Regions from separate parts of the Homo sapiens genome. Here region 1 is linked to region 2. A link is an interaction called in ENCODE POLR2A ChIA-PET data of the cell type or tissue named here. Cell type or tissue: GM12878. All regions are shown on one strand. Each heading gives the region's core, and the rest is flanking DNA. Links, peaks and the distances in the headings are about the cores only.

Region 1 (15,947 bases), core at 4,370-9,369, 350 kb before region 2:
TTTCTAAACCCAAAGTAGCACAGTCTTACGTTTTTTGCAAATTTCTTTGATGTTTGGTATGTCGTTTTCATCTGCATTCAATTTATTGTGTGATATTTGCTTGAAAAAATGTGAACAATGTCCAATCTCATACAGATAGCCATTTTAGATTATTGTGGAGATATATATATATATATATATATAAAATAATATATATATATTTTTTAGATGGGGTCTTGCTCTGTTGCCCAGGCTGGAATGCAGTGGTGTAATCACAGCTCACTGCAGTCTCAGTCTCTGGGGACTCAGGTGATTCTCCCACCTCAGCCTCCAGAGTAGTTGGGACTACAGGTGTGTATCACCACACCTGGCTAATTTTTTCTATCTTTTTATAGAGACAAGGTTTTGCCATGTTGCCTAGGCTTCTTTTTTGATACTCCATCAAAACTTGGTTTTTCTTGAACTTTGGATCTTTTACCCTTGCATGATATTATAACATCGTGCATTGGTCATTTAGAAAATAATGGTTCACCAAGATCTTCTACGTGTTGATACATTTGATTATATAATATCAAAATACATTCATCAATATCACCATCAATCTCATCAGAATACTTTTGGAAAGCTATGGTGTATATAAGTTTTCTAAAATTCTAATTTTTTGTTCAAAAGCTTGAATTTTATTATTGAATTTTATTATGGCCTGTCTGTTGTTTTTCTTGAATTGACAAAATCTCATTTTTTGAGAAAATGTCTCCCAAAAACCCAAGTTGAAATAACATTGTTTGTCAGTCATCCTTTCAAGTAAAAATGGTATTCCATTAAAGTGGTTAATTCACTTCACAACTTAGTCACATGAGGGTTTTTTCTCAGGCAGTCTGTAGAAATGCTCATGTGTACTTCCAATTTCATCACTTGAAATATTAAAAAGATATATTCAAGGATGAAGATGTAGTACAATTTTCACTGCTTCATCATAGACATTCTTTTTATTTTCCAACAGGGCCTTCTTCTGTCACCCATGCTGGAGTGCAGTAGCATGATCACAGCTCACGGTAGCCTCCACCTTCTGGGCTCAATCCTCCTACCTCAGCCTTCCAAGTAGCTGGGACTACAGGTATGCAACCACCATGTCCAGCTAAATTTTGTACTTTTTGTAGAGATGGAGTTTCACCATGTTGGCCAGACTGGTCTCAAACTCCTGACCTCAAGTGATCCACCTGCCTCGGCTTCCCAAAGTGCTGGGGTCACAGGCGTGAGACACCATGCCCAGCCTGCCCTTCCTTTTTAAACCTTTCCTGTGCATAGTGAAGAATACCATGACTAGTTTGGTGTTACTGCCTTTGTTTGTGCTGAAGTACCAGCATTTTTACCCACTATTGTATTTGCACCGTTACAGCAAATGTCACCATGTTAGTATTCACGTTAAAATAGTTTGGACCTGGGCGTCTGAGGGCCCCACTTTGGGAACCGTTGAAATAGGTACTTAAACCTACTATATATCATATCTTGTCATCTACAAGATTTTTAAAAACATGATTTCAGTTAATTTTTTTTGTAATTTTTACAATATGGTTTTGAGGGGTTTCAGTCCAGAGCAACAACATGTATTTTATTTAGCTTATGCTGAAGTTTACTAGATAAATACTAACCTAATAGAATGAGGTCCTAAATCTTTTTTTGCAGTTTCTTTAGCCAAAAAAAAAAAAAAACCCAAAACTAAAAGCATAAAAATGGTCCATAGGGTGTATTCCCAATGTATGCTGAAGAATTTGAAGAAGAAAATGCAATACTCAGTAAGTGGTGTTCTTTATGAATAGGATTAATTCTGAAGAGTTTCTTTTAGCCTGTGAAGGGATTTGGGACATAGTAAGAGAGGAATGAGAAGAATGAGAATAGTAAAATAAACCATTATTGAAGAGATATACTGTTAATGATGTCCTCCTTCCATACAACTTGTTTTTTTCTTTTTTTTTTTTTGAGACAAAGTCTTGCTCTGTCACCAGGCTGGAGTGCAGTGGTGCAGTCTCAGCTCACTGCAACCTCCGCCTCCCTGGTTCAAGCCATTCCCCTGCGTCAGCCTCCTGAGTAGCTGGGACTACAGGCTCGTGCCACCATGCCCGGCTAATTTTTATATTTTATTTTAGTAGAGACAGGGTTTCACCATGTTGGCCAGGGTGGTCTCAATCTCCTGACCTCGTGATCCACCCACCCTGGCCTCCCAAAGTGCTGGGATTATAGGCGTGAGCCACCGTGCCCGGCCAACTTGTTTTTCTTAAAAGAACCTTTAGTAAATATTTGGCTTCTGTGGCTTCAGGTATAATTCAGATTACTGTTTTCAAAGCAGTGTTTCCTAAAGTTGTTTGTGCGAAATTGTTTTTGTGACTTGAATCTAGTTGTTCTGAAGCTAATATATAATAATAATGGCTTCCCCCCAATTTATAATAGCAAACAGTACAAAGTAACAGACTATTAGATGAGGGATGGAAGGAGAAGGACAAGGGTTGAAAAAGTATTGCATGCTATGTTCACCATCTGGTTAATCGATACATTTGTACTCCAAATCTGAGCATCAAGCAGTATCCCATATGCAGTAACAAACCTGCATATGTACCCACTAAATCTAAAATAGATTCTGAAAAAAAAGTTCATCCATATCAGCAATAATTGAATTGAAGGTGTAAAACTGTAATAAAAATTCAGACACTACAAAGTATCTTGTAGTTAAGCTACAAAAAAAAAACCCTAAAACCATCTATATAGAAAATTTTAGGAATTGATCTTAAAGGAAATCCAAATAAGTAGAAAATTATCATGTTCATGAATGTGATAACTTAATATTAAATTACATTATTTTTCCAATAAATCTAATATGATCATTGATTTTAATAAAATATTTGATTCTAAAACGTGCATAGAATATTTTTAATAAATAACTTGATTAATTTTTAAAAATGCAGAGGGTTGGACTTGCCTTATCAGACATTGGAACTTATTACAAATATATGGGGAAAAATGTGGTAACTGGTGAAGTTTTAGTTTCCATTAAGAAATACTGGATATGGCCGGGTGCGGTGGCTCATGCCTGTAATCCCAGCACTTTGGGAGGCTGAGGAGGGCAGATCATCTGAGGTTAGGAGTTCAAGACCAGCCCTGCCAACATGGCGAAAGCCCCTCTCTATTAAAAAAAAAAAAAAAAAAAAAATTAGCCAGGCGTGGTGGCGGGTGCCTACAATCCTAGCTACTCAGGAGGCTGAGGCAGGGAGAATCACTTGAACCTGGGAGGTGGAGGTTGCAGTGAGCTGAGATTGCACCACTACACTCCAGCATGGGTGACAGAGTGAGACTGTGTCTCAAAAAAAAAAAAAAGTGCTGGATCTCAGCGGCAATGGAAAGGGAAAGGAAAGTTACTGATGGCAACATATTACTAATGGTAAATAAGCACATGAAAAGATGCTCAATATCATATGTCATTAGAAAATTGCAAACTCAAACAATGAGATGCCACTGCATAGCTATTATAATGGCCAAAATCCAAAATACCAACACTACTGAGAGCTGGTAAAAACAATGAGCAGAAATAACTTACTCATTGCTAGTGGGGATGCGAAATGGAACATCCACTTTGGAAGACAGCTTAGCAGTTTCTTATGAAACAAAGCACACTCTTAGCCTATGATTCCATAATTGTGCTCCTTGGTATTTGCCAAATGAGTTGAAAACTTATGCCCACATAAAACATGCACACAAATGTTTGTAGCAGTGTTATTCATAATTACCAAAACAAACAACCAAGATACCTTTCAACAGGCAAATGGACCAATACTCTATGGTGTAGCCATACAATGGAATATTAATCAGTTCTGTATAGAAAAAGAGCTATCAAGCCACAAAAAGGCATGGAAGAACCTTAAATGCATATTACTGAGTGAAAGAAGCCAATATGAAAGCCTACACACTATGTGGTTTCAAGTATATGACATTTTGAAAAAGGCAAAACTGTGGAGACGGTAAAAAGATCAGTCATTTCCAGGGGTTCCTGGGGAGGAAAGAAAGGAGGAATAACTAGGTAGAGCCCAGGGGATTTTTAAGGCAGTGAAACTATTATTCTGTGTAACATTGTCATGGTGGGTACATCTTATTACACCCTGTTAAAATCCATAAAATGGACACCACAAAGAGTGAACCCTAATATAATTATGAACTTTAGATAAAAATAATTTATCAACATTGGCTTATCACTTGTAACAAATGTAACATGCTAATGTTAAAAATACCATAAGATGTTAAAAATAGGAGAAATGGGGGTGGGGTGAGAGAGTCTATGGACACGCACTTTAATTTTCACTAATACCGTCTGTAAACCTAAAACAGCTCAAAAAGTAATGTCTATTAATTTATATATATATATAATATATATGTGGTTATTGCAATGTCTTATTGCAATTAATACACAGTGAGAGATTGTGTCTAAGAACTCACATGGTCTTTAATTTGAATAACAACATTGAAATACTATATTAGCGTATTTATAAATTAAGAAAAAGTAAATTTTTCATATATGAATTGTTTGTAACACTTTATTGAAATAACACCCACATCAATCCTCATCAGTTCTGATGCCCACATAATAATTAAAAGCCTCCAGCAGGTCCAATTTCATTCATTCCTAGAACCAATGAGTTTCACTCTAGCAGGCCATGAGTAGCAGTTCTTCAACTGACAATGATATCTAGAAAGGGAAAGGTATGTTCTATTTCTTTGTGACTAGTGTCCTAAGTCATGGAGACAGAATCATGGGCTTGGAAGTAACATCATCTTCCAGGCTGCTGTGTAACTCACATTCCCAAGGAACAGACTGTCTGGGAAACCCTTTGGTCTCCATCCTTGGGATTTCTTCTTCTCCTCTACATTTGGTTTCTCTTTCTCTCTTTTTCTAAGTCATTTTTTCTTTTTCCGACCAATGATGTTTGTCCTTTTGTCCTAGGACTGGATCTCATTTATCTTTCTGGGAATAGCGCCATCTCTAAAGACTCCAAGTTAACCCACTTCATAGCTAATCATTCCAGTCTAGACACTAAATATTGCAGTGTCAGTCAACATTCCCAGGGCCAGATCTTACCTCACACCTCAGGGTCATAACTCTCTTGACTACATTGGGTTCTGTCCTACTTTTCTCATTCTTGGCCATGTGTATTTTGTCCTATCCTGGGAACAAGGAGAGGAGGCAAGAGCTTTCTCTTGCATTTCCATGTTAACCTTACTACCACATTCTTCCCAGAAAGCCAGGAAATACAATGCCAATGTTTTCCATTCAGTTTATATTTCATGTATAATTAACTTTTGTGTTGAACATGAATAAACTGAAAATTTCTTGAAATAGAAACAATTTGATAGAATTTTGTGGGTACAGTACATACAATCCATGTCCAATAAATTACTGACATCTAAACTTGTTATAGATCTTTTGTTCCATCATGTACTAATTCAGTAATTCTATTGCAATAAAACTAACATTTGTTTGTTATAATTTGTTCTCGGTAAGCCTTTTTCTGTGTTTTGCTTGTGGTTCCATTAGCTTCTAGATGAGCGCTTTTGTATATCTAATTTAGAAGCTTTACATTAAGAACAGTAAGAGAAAATCCTTTAAACTGTATTTCCACTTAAAGTAAGATTATAATAACATATGCTCCACCACATATAGATGTTCACAAAACATAAGCAAGTATGAATATTTTTTCATAACCACTTATGAAGAAATAGCAGGGCTCCTATTACATGTACTGTAACGAATGATAAAGTCATAAACACATACTATGCAAAGTAGCAATAGGCAAATCAGAGAGAGAGAGAGAAAGAGAGCACAATGTTGCTTCCAGAAGACACTGAATTTATTGCTACCACTGAAGAAATTTTTGGAAAGGATGAAGCTTTTTGCTAACGTATACGATAACAACAGCAAAAGGAATAGGACCTGGAATCTTCAGTTGAATCAGTCTATTTATAATCTCGTGTAAGAGGTAGAGAGAAAACATAGGTCATTGCTTTCTCATCATTCATTAATTCACTCACTCATTCAAAACACAAATAGATGCATGCTCTGCTAGACACTGTAGATACAAATGGTTACAACAATCTCTCAAGTTTCTCAAAGCCAGTGGGGGAAATAGGCATATAAACAACAAATATCATGCACTGTCATATTGGACACTTGAAGACTGCCTATTGGACTGTGGGACTACAATATAAGATACTGTCAATTTGTCCTAAGAAGGTCACTCACGGGGGAGTGAAAACTGAATTCCGCCACAAAGGAATAGTCAAATTTTCCAGGCCAGTAGGGAAAATGCTATTCCAGATGGCAGGAACATTGTGAGCAAAGTTAAGGATCAAGGAAAAAATATAAGTATGAAGAGATGAAAGTAGAGGCACGTTGTTCAGTACAAGGGTGGAGTATTTGGTGGAGAGAAATGAGAATTAGGGAGAGACAGACAGGGTCAGATAAAAAATGGTCATGGTCCACATAAAACTAAAGAGTTTAGAATTTATCATGAGACAAATAGGTGTCATTCAAAGATATTATAAGGTACAACATGATGAGATTTGCACTTCAGAACCGCAGCCCTGATAGTGGTTTAGAGGCTGGATTACAGGTGGGGATGGAGGAGCTGTGGTGGAGGCCAGGGTAGGAGAGAAAGGAGTGTGAGGAGTGGTGGGGTGAGTGGGGTGGGGATGGATTTCCTAAAAAGGTGATAGAGGAAGAGAGATTGGGTTGGGACATTCAGAGGTGAGAACAGAAGGAAAAAAAAAAAAAACAGATCTAAAAGGAAAGAGAAGTGATAGGCCTGTGTACCAGTTTGAATAACAATACTACAACTGTTTATCGAGAGCTCATGATGTACCAAACATGATATTTTAATCCTCACTACAATTAATTTTGTAAATTTTTTTATTTTTACTTTTATCAGTTGATATTCAGAGGAGTTAAATCGCTTACTGAAGGCCATGCCAATTTTAAGTGAAGGGATGAGGTTAAAACTAAATGCTACTAGATACAGAGCTGATGTCCTCTCAACTACATTCTTTGGCCCTCTTAACTGGATCAGCAACAGGGGAGAGGGCGGAGACTAGAATAGCTCTTCACAGTTCTCTGGATCTGCTTGGATACTGTCCAGTTTGGAGGAAGAAGATGAATTAAATGGAGATATCTGAGGGATATTCAGGTGCAAAAGATAAATACGCAGTTGGATACATGGGTCTGAAGAAGGTTCCTGGTGACACTGGTTGGTAGATAGACTGAGAGCTGAAATTCACCTGCAGTAATTGTTACTCTGTGTCTTCCTGTTGAATTTATGAGTCAGATCAATATATATTTTCCTCTACCTTTTAAAGTTAGAATTTACAATACCTACCTAATAGTTACTTCCTGCAGAGTAAAAATATTTTGTATTAGTTTTTCATTGGTTGTATTATTTATTAATGATATCCTCAACAAATATGTGTTCATTAACCATTGGGTGCATTGTGCAAATTACACCACACTATTTGATGGAAAGAATGAGGTCTCTTCTTGCTAAATAGTTCTAGTCATCTCCCTTTTATAGTTTCCTTTACTTTGTCTTTAGAGCAATTTATTTTTCTATTCATTATTCATCTTATTACATGTTCTTTTTGGTTCACTTTCTCTAATCCTGTTTTGCAGGAGAAATATTATAAATAAAAACATCTGTATATAACTATAAAGCTTACACTCTCATAGCTCGCACAGAGTTTTTGCAAAAGCAAAAAGATAAAACTTTAGCTCTTTGTAGGTATGATTTTTGAGTTGAGATGGCAGGAAAATTTAGTGAGATTTTGATATAAGAGTAACAAAAGGGAGCCTCTAGGGACAAAGCAGATAATACATTGAGAGTGAACAGAAATTATTTCTCAGCCTGGCTCTGCCATGGCAGTTCTTGTCCCTTCCCTATAATTAATTATTTTCTGGTTTAACTGAGAAAACATGAGACAATCTCAAATTTCCTCAGAGCTAGATTACAATATTCCATTTTATCAGCCCTAGAACAACATGAACAGAAGCTTTAGTGGTAGTGTTATAGTCTATGCTGAGGTTTGTTAGCAGTGCATCATTACCTAAGAGATCGCTGCTTAGTTCAGCCAGTTAACTGGAGCTCACCAAAATGTTCTGCTCTTGAAAGAGAAAGCGGGGGAGAAAGGGTGGGCAGAGAGAGAGAGCAAGACAGAGCTCCTTCACAGAGCAATTCATGTAAATGCATTGTCCAATGGCCCTGAGATCCATTAATTAAATTAATTAGACTTCATAGCATTTGCTGATGAAACATGATGAAAAAAGTTGGAAGAGAATAGGAAACACATACACTGCAGCATCTGGTTTTGCCAGAGTTGGGCCCTTGAGAATTATTAAGTGATAGTTTGACATAATTCAGAATTAATAAAATCTGTCTGCCCCCTGAAAGTGTGCATTTTCATAATTTAAGTAATGCATGCTAATTAGCTTAGATCAAAATGTGAGCTCCATTGTTGCCTACAAGTTAGCATGACTTCATGACTGGTGATATAATAGTATCATCACCCCAGGGAAGGATATTTCTGTGAAATTAAGTAGTATAGTTCTATCTGAAAAATCCTGCTAATAAATACAGGCCTTATTTTGATATTTTGGAATTTTATAGGGAATTAAATACAATACAATAATGCATCCTACTGAGGTCAGACAGCTGAGAAAAACAGGTCAGTCAAATCCTCATTCCTGTGAAATTTACCAGTGGGCTTTTAAAATGGCCAAACGTTAAAGTATCTAGCATGATGCTTGAAATATAATCTGTGGAAATACACTAAACTAAAATGATCTTGTCCAGTCTCATGGTTTCAAATACTAGCCCCATGCTAACGATCAAATTTTGTATGCATTCAAAACTCCTGAACTCAGATTTAGATATCTAACATCCCGACTGGTTTCTTCACCTTACTGTTTCCCATGCCAAACTTCTTTCTTTTCTTAATCCATTTCCCCCACCTTTTCCATTATATTAAACGTAATTAAATAGGGATGTTTGGCTGAGGCTATGAAATTTGACTCACATCACATGCCAAATTCATCACCAAATCCTGTCAACTCTACTTTAAAAATATTTTCAAAGTATGACCACCTCTTACTACTACCACTCTAGTTCAAATCATCCTAGCTCTTTCCTAGGTGACTGCAGTAACATCTCACTACCTAGATCTACCCTTTGTCCTATAGTCAATTCTTATCTCAGCAGACAGCAGACTATTAAAGCTGTGAACCATATCAGCCTCCATTTCAAGTGCCTTCAGTGGCTTCCATTTCACCTCCAGCAAAATGGAAATCTCCACAATGACATCTAAGACTCTCCATGGTTGGTCCCCCTTCTTGCCTTACAACTAAAAACTCTTCTACCATTTCCACTGTATTTACTCTGCTGTAGCAGGGAGACCTATTTGCTGTCCCTTAAGTAAAGCAGTCTTTCTCCTCTGGTCTTTGCATTTGCTGGTCCTGTTACTGGGAGTGTTCTTTTTCCCATCCACTTGATGACTTCCCTCATCTCCTTCAAGTCTTTGTTGGAATGTTCTTACACAGTGAGGACTTCCCTGGCCACCATATTTAAAACAGAATCTTCAGTCCCATGTCCAGCACTCTTTATGCACCTTCCCTGTTTTATAATAGTTTGAGAAAATGAGTAAGTGTTTTGGGGACACAGTACTTACTATCACCTGATATAATTAGGCATAAAACTGTATTTCTGAATTATTTTCTTTCTTATGTATTTGTTTGCCTCCTGTCATAACTAAGCATTTAGTGAAGATTGTCTATTTTATCCACAATGGTATTCCTAATTCCTTAAAAAGTGTTTGGTATAAAACAAACATACATTGAACATTTGCTGAATAAAAGAATTATATGTAAAATTATGGTCAGGCATTATTTGAGGGGAAAACTCTTAGTCTCTAAACAAATTTATTTGGATACCTGGTAAATTATACTATAATTAATTTGGGAAATAAACTTGTTCCTCTTATGTCAATTGAGGAAAGCTTTGGCAGGAGCATTCTGCTTCATCTCCAAGTCTTTTTCTTCAAAGCCTATTGTTATTTTTTTCAAATCTGACCACCCTATGAGACCCACCCAGCTGAAGATTAGCTGGGATGCCCAGTTCCTGTTCTCACTGTGGGGTGCCCGATTTTCTGGGCAATCTGTGAGTAGATAAAGCAATGGGATGGGGTGAGGTTACAGGCATCAGCCCATTCTAAGCTTTGCTCTTCAACACATACTGTCCTCCTGAGCCAGAATGCAGACCGTGGCTACTTTTGCCCCTGCATGTCTGTTCTGATTCCTTTCTTCACATGTGATGCCTCACTATTCTTCTGCTTTTAATATGGAGCTTCATTCTCTAAGCTAAAAGGCCAAGCACAGATTCACCTGCCAATGAAGCTCTTTAAATTATCTCTTCTTTCTCAGGACTCACTGGCTGTAAAGTCCATGGAGCAAAAACAGAATTTGCTACTTTTCATTGACATTGTTGTAGTTGAGTTGTGTTTAACTAATTTGTTAAATGAACTGACACTGTACATTCTCCCTATAAAATAACAGTGTGTTTTCTATTATGTCTATTGCCTCAACTTAGCATTATGTTAACTTATTTACAAGCCAGTTTATTTAGGTTGTATTCAAGTTAGTCTTTGGTGACATAAATAAAATCAGTGATGTGGTCATAATGGAGTGGTGCTATTTATGTAAAAATATGTTGGGTCTTGAAAAGATTAGAAAAAGCTAAGTTGATTAATGTGAGGGCTAAGCAATGTAAAAATTTTAAGAAAAAATTATAAAATTAGAATAATAACAATTTTAATAAGCTAAAAGGTTTTTGCACTTCTGTTACTTTAAATTTTTGTTCTACTTTAAACAAATAAAAATTTGGAATTCTAATTGACTTGTTATGATAATAATTTATACAAAGAAGACAATGTATAGAAACTCCAGTTAATAAAGTGATAATCAAAGGGTCCTGGGCTTATATCAAAATATTGGCCAATTAATTTACATTTGTGGTTTTTTTTTAACCCTGTGATCCTCCTCCTTAACTCATTTTTTAGATTAACTATCAAAAAACTGGTCTCAATTATATTTGAATAGAAGGTTTCTACTGTATTGTTCTCTAACTTGACCATGTTCGGTACCCTTAATTAAAATATATAATTCTTTAGTAGTTTTCATAGATGTTTTCTTTCTAACTGGTTATATGAAAGCTACCCAAATAATGGGCAGGTTGAATAGTCGTGGGGTAGGCTCAATGTTGATCTGTGGAATGCTACCATAGGTATCCACAAACCTAAGACACAAAAACGCACCCTTAGAATTATTATCTGCTTATCAGTAGAACTGTGACTGAACCTGAGGCTTGCCCGACTCCGTACTTCTTGGTGTTATTCACAGCACCACAGCCTAATCTTGCTTGTTTCTTTATTTGAAGAAATCTTGAAAAAGAATTGCATTCTTTGATTTTTCTAGTTAATTAAAAATTTCACCTGAATCAGCAATATCTTACTGTGATGGCAATTGCATCTTCTAAAAAAGCACAGTGGAGATATATTTGGAATAAATATATCCAGATATTTAAGTAGTACATTCTCAAATATCGGAGTAGTATATTCTACGAATTATGTCTGCAGGCTTAGAAATAACCTTCATATAATGTTAATAAAAACCAAACTAAGTAGCTATTCAAAGTATACTCACGGCATTGGACATTTGGGGGTAATTTTCACCAACCAACAATGTCTGTATTAGTATCTTTATATGATGGTATTGTTATTTCTATAGTCTTGGTCAACAAAATTTACTCATGTTTGATATAATTTCCACATACCCATAGCATGTCTTTGGAAGTAATGCAGTGCTTGAAATTTAAGGAAAAAATATCTGGTTAGGATTCCAAAATATAAACTATTAAATAAAATAGTGCTATTTACTTTTAAGATGAGGACAGTATTTTGATGGTACAGATTATTTCATCATCCAGGTATTGAGTCTAGCACCCATTAGTTATTTTTCCTGATGATCTCCCATCTCCCTGTCTCCACTCTCTGAAAGTCCCCAGTGTGTGTTGTTCCCCTCTATGCGTCCATGTGAGTTCTCATCATTTAGCTCCTACTTATAAGTGAGAACATGTGGTGTTTGGTTTTCTGTTCCTGTGTTAGTTTGCTAAGGATAATGGCCTCTAGCTCCGTCCATGTCCCTGCAAAAGACATGATCTCTGTTCTTTTTCATGGCTTCATAGTATTCCATGGTGTATATGTACCACATTTTCTTGATCCAGTGTGTCACTGATCGCCATTTTGGTTGGTTCTATGTCTTTGCTATTGTGAATAGTGCTGCAGTGAACATATGCATGCATGTGTCTTTATAATAGAATGATTTATATTCCTTTGAGTATATACCCAGTAATGGGATTGCTGGGTCAAATGCTATTTCTGTCTTTAGGTTTTTGAAGAATTGCCACACTGTCTTCCACAATGGATGAACTAATTTACACTCCCACCAACAGTGTATAAGCATTCCTTTTTCTTCACAACTTTGCCAGCATCTGTTATTTTTTTGACTTTTTAGTAATAGCCATTCTGCCTGGTGTAAGATTGCATCTCATTGTGGTCTTGATTTGTATTTCTCTAATTATCATGAATAGACAGTTTTGAAAATTTTACAATCTTATGAAGACAAATTAATACAGAATTTTCTGAGCTAGGGTGTAAACGGCTTTTCTGGGGCAAGATTATAGAGATTAAGAAAATGAGGTAGGGAGAAATTGAGCTACATTATTGTCAAGTTTAGCTTGCTGGGAGTTAAAACAAAACAAAAAAACAAAACTGAAGTCTTGGACTTATTAATAACTATTCCTGGCTTCCTTCCCTCTGCTAAACATGGATTGTCAGATTTCTCTCTGTGAGTTGTCCTCATCCACTACTAGAGTCAGTCCCTGCACTGTATTCCCTGGCAATGATTTTGCAATGAGTTTCATTCAGGTTCTTAACACTTTAGGATAATGTGAACGTTCTCCTTTAGCTTCTCTCTGCTTCCAATGTCTTCCATTTCTATCTTCCCTGCACACAGAACAGTTTATTTATCTTTCTTAAATACGGCAACTACTCTCAATTGTCTAGAGGATAAAGCACAACACTTTTAAACTTTACCCAACTAGCCTAGAAAAAAATTTCTCATATTTGTTATCTCACAGATACTAGAATATATTGATTTATACCTACTTCTTTTTCCCACACAAATTAGCCCACTATGAATAACCTCCACAGTCTCTTTTTTGTTGTTGTTGTTATCTATCTGAATTCTGCCCATTTAAGGTAAACTGATGTCTACAATTACTCCTGCTCAAGTACTTCTAGAGCCTTCTAACATCTGGTATCCAATTCCGTCTTTAAAGTACCTACCTACTACCATGGTTTCAGTTTTCTTGACTGTATCCTAACAGAAAAAGTAGTACAAAGGGATCACAAATGCAGAATAAAAGCTAGAAACATAGAATGATTAATACTCACAAATTTTAGAGGAATGGATGGATAGTTTCATTGTAATTGAAAGTGCGGAGGATTTCTAAGAATTAGTAGACTTTAAAGCATTATTTCAGTGAATCCGTGGCTGAGCACCTACTCTAATCTGCCATCAGCCATAACGAGAAAAGGAGAATAAACCACGGATTACAAGGCCTTCCCTTCAAGGCTGGTCTTGTTTATTTCTGAATGTCTTCACAGAGAACTCAGTTCTAATTTTGCAGAGTTTTATGTTACATGCATAGGACAGAAAATAGTGACTAGGGAAGCTCTGAGATTTCTAGCATGCCTGTTGAATAAATAATACTATTTTTTCAACTTTCTTACTGCTTTCATCTTAGGATCTACAGCACTCTAAAATACTAGTCAAACTTCAGAATACTCCTGTACTAAGCTTATGGGTGATCTTTTTCTGAGATTTACTAAGGGGAAAATTTGATGGATCGCAGGCTGCCAAGCAAGTTCCCTGGAAGATGCAGATCAGACCAAGGAGCAGCCTTTTTGCCACAACAGGTAGTCATGTTACTGCTTCAGGACTGCAAGATGGAATAGATGAAAATGTGTTCATGTAGGTGGCCTTAAGAATGTCACACAGAATTTGAAAAGTGAGAGCTTATCCTTAGAAAAAGAAAAAGGCTAAAGGCTGGTAGACATAAGAGATAGGACTGGAGACTTGGAGAACAGGCTGATATCTTCTTAAATGCTGGGCAGACTTTAAAAAAAATTCTGTGGTCTGTTTTTGCTAACTAGACCCTATATACTCTTCTTAGTAACATCCTTACATGGAAATAACCATCTTTGTGCCATTAGTTCAGTCTCAGATGGAAAGAATGAGAAATCATCTAAATAGAGATGCAGAAAAGATTTAGCAGGATGAAAAGAACTGAACAGCACCGAGAGATGGGTGATATATAGTTCTGGAATCATACATTCAAAACACAAGCTGGTGAGACATTTAGAGAAAACACTTTGCATGCACTTGTCTTCAGCCCTCTAGCCCACGAATCAAAGCAGTGTTTCAGGACAACCAAGGGTTCTTTGAATCATCTCTCGTATTCCTGTGGGACTTCCCTAGTCTTTGGATCCCTCACATTGCTCACTGCTCTGTGTCTCAAGCCTCGTCTCCTTGACATCCATATGGATTAGCTTTCTGGCTGCCAGTTTAGCACCATTTCCTTGATTCTGAGAACTTTACACATAGGTATCCTGCCATTTACATTCCACATGGCTCCTCACACATGCGTACAACATCCATCAATTCATTTCTTTATAAATCTGAAATTCAGTGAGTTCCAACCATATGCTAAGGACTGTGCTAGGTGCTGGATATCAGTAGTGAGCAACACACTGATTTTTAGGAGTTTATGTGTTAAGAGGAGAGGGACTAAAATATTAAAAATTATTTAAACAAAAAGTATTTGTATAAACGTCATGTAGAAAAACATAGAATGTTTGATGGCAAATAAAACTCCTTATCTAGGGCTTCAGGTGCATTGTCCCAGAGGTGTCACCTCTAGACTAAGACCTATGGCTATTGAATTTGAAGGGACATGGGGCGGAATAGAGTGGCGAGGACTCCTGGGTAGGTGCCTTTTGTGAAATTCTGAGTTAGGAAGGATCTGTTCTCTTTGAGGAATGAGTGTAGGCTAATGCCACTGGAGCAGATTAAGCATGAGGGAGGAAGGCTTCGTCTTGCTCTCCAAGAGGACAAATGCCTGGGTAGCAGAAAGGAAAATGAAGGAAAGGAAATGGATTCAACTGCTGATTTGGACCTGGGGACAATTCAGTTGAGGGTGTGAGGAAAGTGAGGTGGCCAGTATGGCTCCATGTTTCTAGATGAAGAAAGGACATCTGGGCAGCATCTGCCTGATGTTGGCCAAGCCTATGATATACAGCAAACAGGTGCCCAGTTTCATCTGTCAAGAATAATATAAAATGTAGCAATACTTGTTCCCCTATTCACATATTTCTGAAAATAAGAGTGTGTGTGTGTGCCTGTGTGTGTAAGGTGTGGAAGTCAAGAAAAGGCTGCTGTCATGATCTCTGGGTAGTTTTTGAGAAAGGAGGAAAGGCCCAGGAAATAAAATGTAAATGAGATGCATAGTAATGGTGAAATTAAAAAATGGAGTCGGAAGTAACCATGAATTAGATCATTAAGGCAGAATGTTCTGGAAGAACATGGAGAGGATAAACAGCTTAGCTGAGTTCTTGATTACATACAGAAGTGAAACCCTTGCATATGCACAAAATTATATTAATATAAGAAGTCTTTGATGTGATTAAAGTCAAGACATTAAACTTACTGAGCATATATGAGTCATTATTTGAAATTTTTGTATATTCAAATTAAGTTGTATTATTTTTCT
Region 2 (15,947 bases), core at 7,392-12,391:
ATTTATGGAAGAAAATTTCATGAGCTTTCTCAGTAGACAACTTGGTTATCAAATGAAAGGGGCTCCTTCTTCCCACAGGGCCTCTTCTCCTGGCCAGAGAACCTGGTGATTGAGGAGACACACAGGATGGTTACAAAAGCGCTTGGAAAAGATGGCTGTGCTGTTGGCAACTCCATATTCCTCACAGGGATGTGGCCAACCGAAGCACACCACGTCCAGTGAGCGTTTCACTCTGCCGGCCGAGAGGACTTCCCCAAGGAATGTTCCAGTCAGCAAAATCAGCCGAGTGGGATTCTTGGGTTTCTGGAGTTTGTCTCTAATATAGATCACGCTTGATCTCCTTTAAAATGTTTACATGCCAAGCGGCTCATCACTTTACAGTTTGATTAACCAGCATTAGACCGGGAGGAGCCTTGATACTTGAGGCTGACATCAACTACTGTCTAGGCTATTTTTAGTTTAAATTAAAGATTACTTTGACTGAGAAACTCATATTAGTTTAAGTTTATGTCCCAGGGCATTTATTATTTCTGGCAACATTATATTTAACGAAAACGTGTGGCATTAAGTATGCCCAGTAATTTTAACTTTCAGTGACTGTGGGGCTGAGGGCACAGATGGGCCTTGTGTCTCACGTGGCCCAGCTTTATCAGACACAGTCATAACTTCATGGCCTTGACTTGATTTTATCTTAAAATAACATGCTGCTCTGTATTTGTTTTGGGAGACACAAAGCACACCGTGCGGCGAGTTCTGAGAGGATTCCCACAGCACTCGACCCCTCCTGGCTTCCGAATCTCGCAGGACATGAGTAGGTGTTCTAGACGGAACCTCTGCCACTCTGGAAGCTTCAGCTTTACCTGGCTCTGACCGTACCTGTCTCTCAGAAGCTTTGGGATTTTGATGTCAGGTGTAGGCGTCAGGTCCGGCCTCACCTCAAAGTAGTCTTGGCTGAGTCTGTGGAATGAATCCCCGGAGTGGGATGAAGAGCTTGGGCTCCCGTGAACACAGCCTCTCCATGGAAGGCTGACTCCAGCCCTACTTTCATAGCCCTGTGGGGATACTGCCTGGCAATTCCTATTCAATAGATGCTTATTGACTTTGCAGTAACTGGAATGGCCCATGGCAGTTTCTAAGAAATAGTGGGCAGATGTGTATTTGTTATTGCTAATCAACATAACAATAATTAACAGGCCAGCTCTGCACCAGAGGGGAAATTCTCCAGTCAGTACTTCTTGCCAAGGACCAGATTGTGCCCCCAGTCTTGAGCTACTCAGAAATGCTACCTACAAGATTAAATGCCACTAGGGGATAACAGGCTGCACTCATTTACAGGTAGAAGAACAGGGTCAATTTCCATGATCATCAATAACCCCCTTTACGGAGAACAAAACAAATAGGCAGCAATAGCATCAAAAGCCTCTCACTGCGGAGAAGGTATTTGTTTGTGTTTTGTACAGAAAAATGAGCCCACCAGCTTTCAGGGATTCAGCAATAAGGCGAACCCCAGAGTAGACTGGGGGTCGCCATAGATTTAGCTGTACTTCAAATGCACATAGTACCATGTCAGTAAGAATCATCCTAAAACAGTACAAACTTCGGAATCACCAATGGATAAATAATGACCAATATAGTGTTGGTGTTCAGTGTATTTTTCTAGAATAGACAACATCATAGCAGGTAAATATGGATAACACTCATACAATACACACAGCCTCTCTAAGCTAACCAGAGGACTGAAGTGACAAGCAAGTACTCAATTCTTGAATCTATATACATGGGATTTTGATGTAAGGTGCATGAGTCAGGTACAGCCTTCAGTCAAAGTAGCCTTGCCTGGGTTTGTGTAGACATATATACGTACATGTAAGTGTAGGTATATACCTGTCCTATATACCTATATATAACTATATAGTTATATATATGTTATATATATAACTATCTATATGTGTATATATGTGTATATATAACTATATAGTTATATATACACATATAGTTATATATATGCACATATACACATTATATGTGTATATATATGCACATATACACATTATATGTGTATATATATGCACATATACACATTATATGTGTATATATATGCACATATACACATTATATGTGTATATATATGCACATATACACATTATATGTGTATATATATGCACATATACACATTATATGTGTATATATATGCACATATACACATTATATGTGTATATATATGCACATATACACATTATATGTGTATATATATGCACATATACACATTATATGTGTATATATATGCACATATACACATTATATATAGGCACATATACACATATATATACATATGCACATATACACAGTATATATGCACACATACACATTATATATATGTGTATAACTATATATAGTTATATATCTGTGTATATATATAACTATATGTATATATATGTGTATATAGAACTATATATGTATATGTGTATATATATAACTATATATGTATATATTTGTGTATATATATAACTATATATGTATATATATGTGTATATATAACTATATATGTATATATGTGTATATATAACTATATATGTATATATATGTGTATATATAACTATATATGTATATATATGTGTATACATATAACTATATAGTTCTATATAGTTCTCTATAGGTATATAGGACAGGTATATACCTACACTTACACGTACGTACATATATACACACATACATCTCCATACATTTACAAGATTCACATCAAGTAGGCTTTTAACTTTTACCAAAAATTCAACTTATTGAGACAGATAAAGAGAGACAGAGAGAATGAAGCACGGGAGATTCTGTCCCCTATTCCAGTCAGCAAGCGTGTGTTTGCTTGTGCACACTGACACCCTGAGAGTGTGTGAGATAAAGCCATGTATCCACCCTTCTCTTGGGGTTTCTTGCTGCAAGCACCACCCCATGCTGAGGGTGACTCTGGTGCTTCATGATCCACATTTTTTTTTATACAACATGGGCAGGAGGTGTGGAGTCTTAATATTTGAAATCTAAATTTTATAATTTTAATTAATAGACAGGGTCTCACTCTATCACCCAAGCTGGAGTGCAGTGGCATGATCACAGTTCACTGCAGCCTCAAACTCCTGGCCTCAAGTGATCCTCCTGTCTCAGCTTCCCAAGTAGCTGGGATTACAGGTGCACGCCACCACGCTTGGCTAGTGAAGTTTAAATTCTATCTGATGCTCTAAGAAATGGCTGCTGTTTCCAACAGTGGCAGGAAATCTGGGTATGAAGGATGTAGACAGACACAGTTGAATATGGTAGCTCCTAGGAAGTTTTCAAAGATCATTTGGACCATTCTATTTTCACCTTTCACCCTTACTTTAGACTCTCGCTCTGTCAAGGTGCAGTGCACTGGGCCACTACCACTTTGTCTGAGCATTTCACTTATTTTACCAGTGTGTCTTCACAGCCTCCAGATGTAACAGGGATAGAAGCGGCCATCATCTCCCCTATTCTTGCTGAGCACCTTTGAAGGCTGTAAGAGTAGAGTGATTTGCTCAAGTCATGCAGAAGAGCAGAATCTGCACTCCTAGCTGGCCTTCTTTCTCTGAAACCATCTTTCCCAGACAAGTTAACAGTATCAGGCACCAGGCGCTAGCTGCTTAGTCTCCCGTATTCAGCACACCCTCCTCCACCCCTGCACTCCAGGGACACGTGCATACACAGTGGCCAGCTCAAAGTCCCAGCCAGCCTCCAATGTCCTGATGGCTTTGATGAGAAGGTGTCAGCAGCCAGGGAGGATGATACAAAGTACTCCTTCCCATCTAGAAGCATCCCTGGCTTTGCAGTCAGACCAACCTAGAAGAAAATGTCAGCTCTGCCTCTTGAGAAAGAAACATACCTCTGAGCCTTAGTTTCCTCATCTATGACTAAACAGGGATAATAATACTGAATGTCATTCATTCATTCATTCAACAAGTATTTGTTGAACGCCTTCTGCATGCCAGATCCTGTTCTAGGCACTGAGAATACAGAGTTTACATTCTCTAAGGGAATAGGGGTCAGGGTCACATGCGAAAACAGCCACCAAAGTGCCTGGCAGTAGTAGGCACAGTGGAGAAGAATGGCCTTGCTTCTGCTAAGCACACACATTCGCTTGAGCAAAGCAAGTTGCAGCCCCTCGAGCTGAAAACTCAGGTGCTCTCAGAGAGCTGTGGCCTAAGGAGGGAAGTCATACTATAAGGCAGGTGGACTGGCGGGGAAAGGAAAAGTTCCCACCCCACTTCAACGCCTTTATTCCCGTTCTTTCTCTGCAATGAGCTAAGAGAACAACACGTCTGTTCTAGCAGATGTGGTTTAGGGACTGTGGTAAGACTCCTGGAGTAAAGCTTAAGTCTTAGAGGCCCACTGTTCTTGGTAAGTGGCTACCCCCATCCAGGACTGCAGATGCCCTCAGGACACCTCTGAAGGACAATCACTAATGACCACTCATCTATACCATGTGTTGCTCTCCATAGGAAGGGGATGAAGATGGTGGCCTAGGGCACAGCCTCCCATTCTTTTTGGCTCCCAACAGTAGATCTAGGTTTGAATGCGGCAGGTCACACTCCTCCTTGCTTCAGAGTGTATGCAGTAGCCTGGACTTGGTAAAAGCTCAAGGGACATTGGACTATAGGGCTGAAGCTCCTGCCATCTCTGTGAAATGCTGTTTTCTGGTCCTAATAGATTCCATGGGCTCACCAGCTCCTGCCACTCTGATCTTGCTCCCACTTGACAAAGACAGTCCTTAGGGAGTGAGCTGGTCTCACCTTTCTCCACTCCATCAGCTCTCAGAGCACAGCTGGACACAGGACTGGGATCAATCAATGGCTTGACATGAAAGCAGCATATGAGCACCTAGGTCTATGTAATGCACCATCAGCACATAGGACAGAGGATACCCACAGCGTGCCTCCCCCCAATGCCTCCTGGGCATGCCATGGCTTCATGATAGGATGGTCCCAATATGAACACGCAATGACACAGGCTCCCAAATGAGTGGCACCTGCTTGGGAGGCTCCCATTCTCCTTCCCACAATGTCCTCACTGCTTAGAGCATCCAAAAATGCATCTAGAGCCAATGCAGGCAAACGGCCTTATGACTTGAATAGACTCTGAGTTAAAGATTTGAAATATTTCACAGAAAAGAAACCCATGAAGTTATGTTAGTTTCTGACCTGAGAAACCATTCTACTGTGAGGGGCTGTGCTAAAGCTGATTCCAGTTAGAAATTGTGAAGATGTTTAGAATGATGCCATAATGATGGAATAAGAATATAGCCTCCCCAGGTGATATGAGGGAACAAAGCCAGTTCAGGTGAAAAGGCTGTAGGATGTTAAGAAGAACCTCTGCCCCCCCTCAGGACAAATAGAGGGAGTAGAAGCAATGAACCAATTCTTTTTCCTTTCTCTCTTTTTTGTTTTTTTTTCCAGAATGGCCTTGGGTATTTTGAGAATTTTATTCTTCCCTATGATTTTAGCTTGTCAAATTCTATAAAAAGTCATTCTAATTTGAGATTGCACTGAATACACTGATTACTTTGGGGAGAAATCACATCATTAGAAGTTTGAGTCTTGCCATCTTAGGACATAGGGCACCTCTTCATTTTGCCAGGCTTTTTTTGAATGACCTTGGCAAATGTTTTTAGTTTGCATCATGACGGTCTTACATTTCCTATTAGCATCATTCTTGGGTATTTCATATCTTTGGTTGAAACCGTGAATAAGATCTGCTTTTTATTCTATTGTAATGATTGCTTGTACTTAGGAAAACTACAGATTGCTGCATGTTGGTCTTATGATACAATACCATGATGAACATCTACTGCTTCCAATGGCTTTTCAGATGATTCTTTTACAATATACAGGCAATTCTCATTTTGCTTCATCCTTTTCTATATTCCTTATTTCTTGCCTTATGAAATTGAACAGGACTTCTAAAATAATATTAAATATCAGTTACAACATGGGCACCTTTGCCCTGTTCCCATATCGACTGGAAATGCTACTAATGTTTGCACACTGAATACATTTGCTCCAGATTACTCATAGGTAGGTAACCCTGATGAGGTTAAGGAAGGTTTCTTGTAAATAATCATTTGTAAAGCCTTCCTTGCTGCTACAGTGCAATAGTCCAAGGAGAAAGAGATCATGGTTAAAGACCTGACAATAATTATTATGGGGATGTTAAGCAAGGTTCCTAAACTCCTGGGCTTGTTTTCCTAGCTGAGAGATGAGGGGCATGAACCAGGTGGCTATTCAAAGGTTTCCAATCTAGAAGGGAATAACTTCATGATTCTTGATCTAGAAGGCTGGGCACAATTTAAGGCGTAGTTGTTCTTCATTCTTTCAAGAGTAGATTTTGCACCATCTTGCACCAGGCATTTTGCAGAGCACCAGGCCCATAGCAGTGAGTGACACACAGCCTCTGCAGGAAGCCCATGGCCTGGTGGGGATCACAGAGAAATCAGCAGGCTATTGGTATGTAGCCTAGGCCAGTGCTGTTCAATAAAACTTTCTGCGATGACGGGAAAGTCTCTATGTGGGCTGCCTGATATTGTGGCCACTGGCCACGTGTGGCTACTAAGAGTTTGAAATGTGCTAGTGTGACCGAGGAACTAATTTTTAATTAAGAGAAATTTAAATAGGCACAAGTGACTAACTGCTAGCACCCAGACCACACAAGCCTAAGTGAGAACCTGATTGGCTAACTTGAGGTGGGAGCCCTGGATATCACCTCATTGGATATCATCATAGCATATCTTTGCCCACAAATTACTCACAGATACTTGGAGAAATAACCCAATCTCATAACACAGCTGGAGAACAATTAGTGGCCAGGTGTAGACATCAGGAGCTGAAAGCGTGGGCATTCAGAAAAGGGAGCCCTTTGCCTGTTATCACGTACTGACTCTTCACGTGATCTTAATTTACACCCAGTTTACCCTCCCAGATGGTCGTGCGGATGCCGTCATCCGTGAAAACCCTCCCAATTCCAGGGCTGCTGTGGATTTCTTAGACTTGAAGAGTCAGAACCAAAAGCTCTTTGCATCCAAGTGAAGGAGAAACCACCGGGCTGCACTGTGTGCTGTGGACAGTGACAGGATGCTGGAGAGCAAATGTGACCTCAAGCAGGAAGGGGGACCCCCGAGGCACCTTCCTATGGATGGCATGCAGTGTAATTAAACCTGGGATCTTCTCAGTTTCTAATGAATTTAGTCAAAGAATGTGCTTTCATCTGCTACAAAAGCGCGTATGGCGAAATTCAATGCGGCAGAGCAAGGGAGATAATTATGGGAAAAGGTCTTGTGAGGCTCTCCTTAGGTTTTTAGAGGACGATAATTTATGCAGAAAACCTAATTTTTACTTAGGAAGACAAATTTATGAAAGCACTGAGCTCTTTTGAAACTACCCATGCACGTGATGAATGTCACAGGGCCCGAGCTGCTCTCCCTTCTGGGGCCTGCTCTGGCCCAGGACACAGAAATGCTCCTGGCAAAAAAACCCAGATGACCTGCCAGAAAGTGGCGAAGCCGTGTAAACCTCCCACTCTAAACACCGCAGGACGAACAAGGCGGGTACGTGTTGGCTTTCTGGGACTCCTGTTCCCCCTTCAAGTCTGCGGCGGGCCTTCCTCAGGCCCCACTGTATCTGTTAGAGGCAGGTGTGCAGACAGGGAGGGCTCCGAGGATGCAGCTCATGGCTCCATTCACCTCTCCTGGTCTGCCAAGGGTGCACTGCGAATGACGGGAGGAACCACCTCCTGGATTTTGGTTTCAGGGTGGCTCTATCAGAAGACCACGTGCACGGCTTATTAAGCAAGAACACAGCAGAGCTGAAGAGTACAAAGTGCTTCTCTTTAGAGAAATGTACTCCCAAGGCTCTGCCAAGGAAAGACTGCTGGAGCAGAGCGCTGTCAGTTATCATGGAACTTTGTTGAAGGAAACAGGGCGATTTGGTGAGAATAAGAATATGCTTTCTGCTTCTGAGCCTAGAGAGTAATTCATCTAATGGTGCTGCAGACACAGGGCTGGGACAGGGCAGGAAATGGAAAGATGGCTAAAAGCTCCTGAAGATGAAAACCCCAGGCTAACAGTCAACCCTCCAGGTGTCGAGGAGGAACTTGCTGCTAACAGTGCGTAGCAAAAATCATGTGTACGTGGAGAGCAATTCCTCAGTTTTAGGGAAGTCTACAGCCACTCCAAGTCTTCAGTATCTGTTTCTTGCGGAGTGCTACAAGGCAAGCACATCAGAAGGTCAAGGCAAATCTCCCCACTCAATGCATCCTCTGGGGTCTGCAACCCCAAGCTCTGCGGGTTGGGGGATGTGATTCTTTCCCTTCCCATCCCCAGCCCCGCAACAATGTCCTGCACCCAGGCTGTCTGCTCCTACCCTCCCGTTGATGTCCCTGATTCAGAGGACCCTCCCCTTGCCCCCCAGGTGCTTTGTATTTTAACATCATCTGCCTTAGCACATTCCCCGGAGGGGCGACTATAATGGCAGATGTGTTGGGCATCGTGGTGGCCAGCGCGGTGGTGGTGGGGGCAGGCACGGTAAAACTGACGGTGTATCACCACTGTGGGCTGTGTTCATCATATTCCCTTAGAGGTGGGGATTCATACACTCCTGGTCTGTGAAGGTTGCTACTCATTCAGGTCAGAGCCTCGGGAAGCCCAAGGCATTCAGAGAACCTGAACAGATACCCTAAATTTCTTCCATTCATGCTCTTATCCATCCACCAGCACAGCTTCCACTGCCCAACACATGCCAGGTATGACGCTAAGCACTTGTGTGTGCACATGGAACATGCCCCTGAGGTACAGGCAAAGGTGGAGCCACCCCTCAACACAGATGCTAAATGGGATGCTGAGAGTGGGAACAATATTGACAGAGCAGAGAAAGGAAAATACTCTACAAGGGGCACTCATGCCCACCAAGTGGGGAGTACCTGGGAAAGAGAACTGTTTTCAATGTGAAAATCACTACTCATTACATATATCATCTCATGAATTATTATTATTCCACTTCACAGATGAGGGAACTGAGGCCAGGAGAAGTTGGGAAGCTTGCCTGAGGTAACTGGCCAAGCACAGCTTGAGCCCGGGCAGCCCATGCATTGAACCTCCATACACGGTGCAGTCACTGAGGATGCAATTGCCCCCACACTCAATCGAGAGCAAAGAACCGGCACCTGCTAAGCTGTGCGGAAGTGGCCACGTGGAGGCTGGGAGCCCTCAGGTACTGTGAACTGCATGCTCGAAACCAGCAGGAAAATCCCTCTTGGGGTTAGAGGTGGAAAGCCGGGGGCATCTGGTCACGGGGCACTGGGACTCGCCTGCAACACAGCGTGGATGTGGCTTTGGGGAGAACAGGTGTTGAGAAGCAGCTAAAATCTTGGACCAGCTTGAAGCAATGACACCTCTGTTCTCCGGGGCCACTCCCGGGGGCACTCAGTGTTCCAGGGCATTCAGGAGGCGGGGTTCAGGGTTGGTTCCCTTCTTCCCGGACACCTCCTAGTCTCTTATCATAAGTACAGGTCCGAGACATTACCTGTGCCTACCCTCTGACTTTCCCACATACACCCGAGGCTAGAAGAGGAAGCGTGATGTGACTGGCACCATGAGATGTTACGTGGGCACCAAGTCCACATGGGCTTGGGAACGATGGCGGGGGGCATGGGGTGGGGGTAGAGAACTTTGAATTCTTTGTGACATTCATCCGTCCTCCCCTTTTAGTTACCTTAAACTTTTGTACATTAAAAACATATTGCCAGGAGACTGCTGCAGAATGGTAACTCCTTTCACAGTTGAGATACAGGCCTTAAAGAGCTGCAGGGTTTGAGACTTAAAGGGACCTTGTAGCTCCCTCATCTGAACCTATGTGGAAACTGAAGTCCAGAGAGAAGCAACCTGCCCACGGCCTCACAGCCAGCCGCGGAAAGTCCCTCAGCACGCAGGGACTCCTAAATGCTGGGCTGAAATCAGCCTTCTGGCCTACCTCAAAGTTTCTACCTTTGCATAATCCAGCCACAGAAACTTGAAAAGATACATCAAATTGGGAACCATTGAAAGTCCCTTCGCGGATTTCAAGATGAAATTTGGTTTGTTCTGGTAAACCTCACAGTCAGCTCTCAAAACAACATCTTTTAAAAGTGTTTATTCAGAGGAAATGCTCTAGGTCAATTGGTTTTCTATCAGCCTGTTTTTCTCCCACAAAGAAACAAAAGAACAGCAAGTACTTTTGTTTCCCTTTTAAACTGCTTATATCCCTGCACTAGACAAGATTTTTCCAATTCCACCTACACTTAGCAACTTGGATTCCTTGGAAGCTGAGATTGAATAAGCTTTCTACTGACAATTTTGACTGGCAGATTTCTCAGGGAGGGTTTACCTCAGCCAATAGCAGGAGAAGGCCTGGCTGGTGGCACCCGTTACTTTATTGAGTCACTAAAATAAGTACATGGTAGAAATTCAAAGGCTATCAAGGGTTGTGAGATGAAAATTGAGCCCATCCCCCACACCAGCTTCCTAGGTGCCTGCTGCCCCCCTTAGGGGCAGCCTCTGTCACTGGTTCTCCTAGGGGAAGCCATTTTAATGGGCAGTAGGAACCAGCCCCCAGCACTTCCTATACCCTTCAAAGGCCAGTTGGAGGAGGGGATTAGCCCACCTGCAGGAGGGGCTGCAGTTGAGAGAGCCTGCTGCCTCCAAAGTTCAAAGACCTCCCAGGGATGTCCGATGGGACAGATGCTCTGGGCAGCAGACAGTGCAAGGACAGACTGCTTCCTGCTCCTAATGGCCTTACCCCCTTCCTTCCTTCCTTCTTTAAGACCCAAATGCCATGAGGGGCTTTATGGCCTCATTATTTGGACGGCTGCCTTTCCACCCTGCCCAGGAGGCTGGGGTGGGAGCAGGGGCAGGAGTGCATCCTCCTCCATCCCACCTCGCAGGGCTATGAAATGCATGTCACAGGTTAGGGGGGCCTGAGGGAGCTGTCACTCAAGTGACACAAACCCTGACCCCTGCACGCTCCCACAACATCCCTGTACCCCAGTGCCTTTGCTCATGCCTTTGCCCCCATCTGGATGCCACTGTCCTCTGGCGGGCCCAGCTTGCAGGTCCCATCCTTCCTGCAGCAGCCCCAGTCCTCGCCAGCAGACAGCATCCCTCCAGCTGAGCTCCTGAGCACCCCAGTGGCCTTTCAAGGTCTTTGGAGAACCCCCAAAAGCAGGACTGGTCATGTTTCTCTACACCTCAATGGCCCAGAACCTCCCGGCAGCCTGGCTCAGTGCTCACCACATGGAAGGGGCTGGTAAATGTTCATAAATGAATGGAACCAACGGACCCAACAAAATAAAAACAGCTTCTCTGCTGCTAAGAACTTCTTTTAAAAGGTCTTAACCCCGTGGAACTATGGCCTCTCTGCCTGTGTTACTTAAGTGGCTGGGAGTGCCTGAGAGCACCCAGTCAGCACAGAATCCCCTTATCATCCCTCTCTGAAAAGCACATAAGAAATCAGAGGCAAGCAGACCCACTTCCCCCAGCAACAATGTAGACACTAATCCCTTCCAGGCTCTCAGACCATTCATGTTCTGCCTGAGGTAACTTAACACTAGGGAGACAGGACAGAATTTCAGAGGCAAAGTCTAGAACCTTAATACCAGGAAGGATCCAGCTCAATTTCCGCAAAGCATTGGTTCCCAAGTGTGGCTGCACAGTGGAATCCCCTGGAGAATACTAGAAAACACTGGTGCCTGGCTCCCTCAATCACAGGCTCTGATTTCATTGGGATGAGGCATGACCTGGGCATGTGGATTTTTTTAGAGGTTCCAGGTGATTCTCATGTCTATTGTTGGATGCAGTGAATTCTAAATTTTTCTTCAAAGAATCAGTACGTTAATATGTTCAGTTCTTTGTCCTCCATTTTAAAGTTTAACTTCCTCATAGTTTCAGTAAACAAAATTTTCCACCAGTTTTAATCAGTAGTTCACATCTGTTCCCCTGGTCACCTGCCCCATCCTGACTCATCCTGGTCACCTGCTCCATCCTGACTCACCTCTGGTCACCTCCTCTGTCCTGATTCATCCCAGTCACCTGCTCTGACCTAAGTCACCTTTAGTTACCTGTTCCTAACCATCCTTCCCACCAAACTATTCACCCCACCACTCTGGCTTAGACCCCTGCTCTCTTTAAAATAGCCAATCGGAATTAGCTTAGACTGTGCGGTCCCACCCTAGCCAATACGGGAACAACACAGCAGTAGGGGCTACCTGCATTAGGAATAAGATCCCGCACCCCTCCCTTGTTCTGGTGTGCTCTCACCATTGTTCCAACTGCGAGGAGCACCCTTTCTGCAGACAGTAAATTTGCCTTGCTGAGAAAACTTTTTGTCTGAATGCTAATTTTTCCTTGAGGTACCGAGGAACAAGTATTTCTAACAAAGGAACAAGCATTCTGTTTCCAACATCTATCAAAGTTTGAGAGCCATTGCTGCAGTGTAGAAGAGTGCTTCTCAAACTTCTGTGCACATTAGAATCTCCTGGAAGGCTTGGGAAAACTAAGCCCAAGCGGTCTAAGGGGTGGGGTGGGGAGATGGATGAGGATTTTCACACTTCTATTTAGTTCCAAGTGACGCTGATGCTGCTGGTCCACAACTGGTGAGGAACTCTTGCACTATTTTAACCCAGTACTCCATTTTTCTAAGATAGTTTAATTATTTTTTTTCTTTTCTTTTCTCTTTCCTCTTTTCCCCCACTCCCTACTTAGCTTTTTAGAAATGCAATTACAGTCTTTTACCTCCTCTTCACCAGACACTCCCTACAGGGCAAGTTCATCTATGTGCTTAGAAGCTCCAGAGCAGAACTCTCATCCACCAGGAGGTTGCCTTGAGAGAGAACAGTCGATTTACAACCCAAAGTATGCCTGCTAGAGTTTCTGGACACCCTCACAAACTATTTCTGCCCATGAGGACCCCAAGTCAACCACCTGGTAGACAAGGCACCAAGATAGCTTGCCAACCCCCACCTGCTCACTTACCTCCTCTCCTGCCTTTTAAAAGTGCTCACTTTCTGCTCCAAAAGGGAAGCAATACCCTTAAGGCAGGAAGCCTGTCCTTCCTCCACTAAGCTGAACTTTGGAATAAAAAGTCGCTTTCTTTATGCCAGACCTCTCTCTTATTCACTGGACTCTGCAAGTGGCAAGCTACTGAGCCTATGTCTCGATTACACTGTAAGCATCCCACTGTGGCTATTACTGCTGGCTGCATGTGAGCATCACTTGGGAAACTTTTAACACACCAATATCTGCGGCCCACCTCAGACCAAACACCAATATCAGGGGCCCACCTCAGACCAAGTAAACCAGGCTCTTTGGAGTACAGGCCAGGCATCTGAATTTTACAGGGACTCCCAGGTGAGTCTAGTGTACCACTGAGGCCAAACATCACCACTAGAAACAGGCTGTCTGTGAATAGCTCAGGCAGGACCAGAGCCGCAGCTTTCTCCTACTCTGAGCTGAGATCCACCTTCACACATCTTCCAGGCACAGTCCCCTACCTGCCTTACTGGAAAACACAGATCAAGCCCCCTCTTTACAATGTGACAGAGCTCTTGGTCCCATTTAAGCTTCTCTCCTTTTTCCCACAAAGTCCAGGGAGAAGCCGAGTTGATAACCAATGGCAACAATTCACAGACTTCTTAGCTAGGCAACACAACATTCAGGATAATCATTTCTTGGTTAAAGTCAACATTCTCACTGTTATTTCTGCTCAGATTCCCAATTTTGGGTGAGACAGAGGAGGGCAATAGTGTTGGCAGATTCTGGACACAACTAAAATACAAGGCCCCAATGTTTCATCTAGATAGTCTGCCCTGACAGGGAATATTCTAAGGAACAAAGTTCAGGAACTGTAATCACACTGCTGCTAGGTTACTAAACCCTAGTTTGTGCGACTCTGTACCAAGTATCCTGGGTATTGTACAGATTCACTGTTTTTCTAACACCAAGGGCTCGTTTTTGAAATTTCCATGCAGTTTCATCTTTGGGAGTATTGTTACTAGTATTTCGTTTACTTTTTAAATATACTTTTGAGGCTCTTCTAAAGCAATACTTTTTTACCTTAAACAAATATTCACTTCTCCTAGTATAAATTATAGCTTCTTGCAGTAATCACTGCTGCTCAACCGGCATTCATTTCACAGGATAAAAATATATTCTTTTGGCTGTCTTAATGACTGTGTACACAACTTGTCCTCAAACCCTCTCTGGATTTTGGCTCAAAGCAACGTTCATGTTAGGAGGATGGAATGTGGTTTCAAGCAAGGCACTGAAAGGATTGCATGAACGACAGTAGATATTTTTACTAGCAGCAACTTTGTAGTTGATAATGGGTCGTTAAGACAGGAAAAGGGGCTCTTTCCACAAAATCTCATCTGAAATGTAAAAGGAAAAGGTGTTCCATACAAAAAAGCCTCCCAGTGTCAATAAAGGGTGGTACCAGCAGGTTCCATGCCTCCCAGAATATGCAGCCCTGGGCAGAAAGCATCAGGGAAAAGAAGAAGCACCCACCTTCCAGCATCTCCCAGTCCTGCCCGCCAACTCACCCTCCCCTCGCAGCCTACTGCAACCCAGCTTTGAAGGGATTCGATCTCACATTTGGAGTGAAACAAGAATCAGAAAAAGCAAGGGTACTCAGCTGTTCCAGTTCCTATGCCTTTTTAAAAAAGTAACTCTGATATTGCCTTTTATTTAAATGTCTGCTTTCAACTTGTGTTTATGGAAGAAATTAGTGCCAAATTTGGCAACCAACAGAGCAGAGACTAATTGGTCTGGAACAGCAGCTGTCCAAGGAACAGCCTTCTGTCCTTATCCTTGGTCACCCGGCATGGCCTAAGGATTTTCCTTCTGCTTCAGGTAGGAGGTCGGCATGATTTCACCGGACTGAGGCAGTAGAGCGCTCATGCATCTACAAACGTCGTATGCCCCCCAGTCCCATGTTAAGGCCTTCAAGAGAATCCTAATTCTTTAGGAAAAGAAAACCAACATTTCAACTCTTAATGCATAAAGGGAGCCTGAACAGCAGCTGACTTCTAGGTGAAGGAATGCACCCCAGGGCGTGATGGAGACTCTGACCTCAGAGGTGAATTTATGTGGCTTGGTCATCTGTACTCTTTCTGGTCCCCTTTTGTCTCTTGGTTCTCAGTCCTAGGAGACCACCAGCTCGTTCTCAGCCTTCCTCAAATCTCACCCTTCCTCAAATCTCACCAGTGTCAACTCCAGCTTGTGGTGACCTCATTGTCTGTGTGAACGGTGCCCCCGAGAGTGCAACGGAGCCTGCCTGCTTGTTGCTTGGCAAGATTCCACGTCTTTCCTCTCTTCCACACCCTCCAGTCCCAAGGCAGATTCATCATTCTCAATGTCACAGGCATGTAAACATTTATTTTTGGCAGCCAAGTCTTTTCTTTTTAGGACATAAGAAATAATGAAATTATGAAACTTGGCAGCCGAAACAAGATAGGGGACCAACCCCTAGACCATGGCCTGCCCCGTGATCTGTCTTCCAGGCCCTGCTGCCCAGGCCACAGGCGCAAACTCCCTCATGAGGTGGATGGTAAAAGAATGAGGAAGGTCTGCATTTCTATGCTTTCAGAACCACCGGTCAGTGGCCAACCACTCTCCAATGGGAAAGGAGGCCTAACGACAGCAGTGAAGAAAGAAGAGTGGTTATTACTGACGGTGAGATGGGATGATGAATGCATGGTGCTTCAAACAGTACATGGCACAGAGGAAGGGCTCTATCAGTGCTGCTTTAACGAGGAGGAGGAAGATGACATTTATGACAACTGCTCACATTAAGGAGCACAGGTTCTCAAACTAGGCTACGTGTTGGAGTCGCCTAAGGAGTTAAAAAAAAATACAGATGCCTAAATCC

What was found. Peaks named below come from ENCODE experiments on the same cell type or tissue, not always from the same donor. Only the 100,000 strongest peaks of a DNase experiment are listed, where the experiment ranks them.
Region 1: POLR2A ChIA-PET joins it to region 2 with 5 read pairs; 2 of 35 experiments call an interaction of 5 or more read pairs at or near these places.

The regions. Positions count from the first base shown.
Region 1 is chr15:99,811,991-99,827,937 of GRCh38, forward strand. It overlaps the pseudogene LOC400464. Among named protein-coding and RNA genes, the nearest start is that of LYSMD4, 87 kb to the left of the region's middle. In GM12878, for the core only: no CTCF peak of the experiment used is centred there; no DNase peak of the experiment used is centred there.
Region 2 is chr15:100,160,452-100,176,398 of GRCh38, forward strand. The region is part of intron 8 of ADAMTS17 (ADAM metallopeptidase with thrombospondin type 1 motif 17); the gene reads right to left. Among named protein-coding and RNA genes, the nearest start is that of ADAMTS17, 170 kb to the right of the region's middle. In GM12878, for the core only: a CTCF peak has its summit at 9,914; a DNase peak (open chromatin) is centred at 10,050; H3K27ac peaks cover 1,013 bases.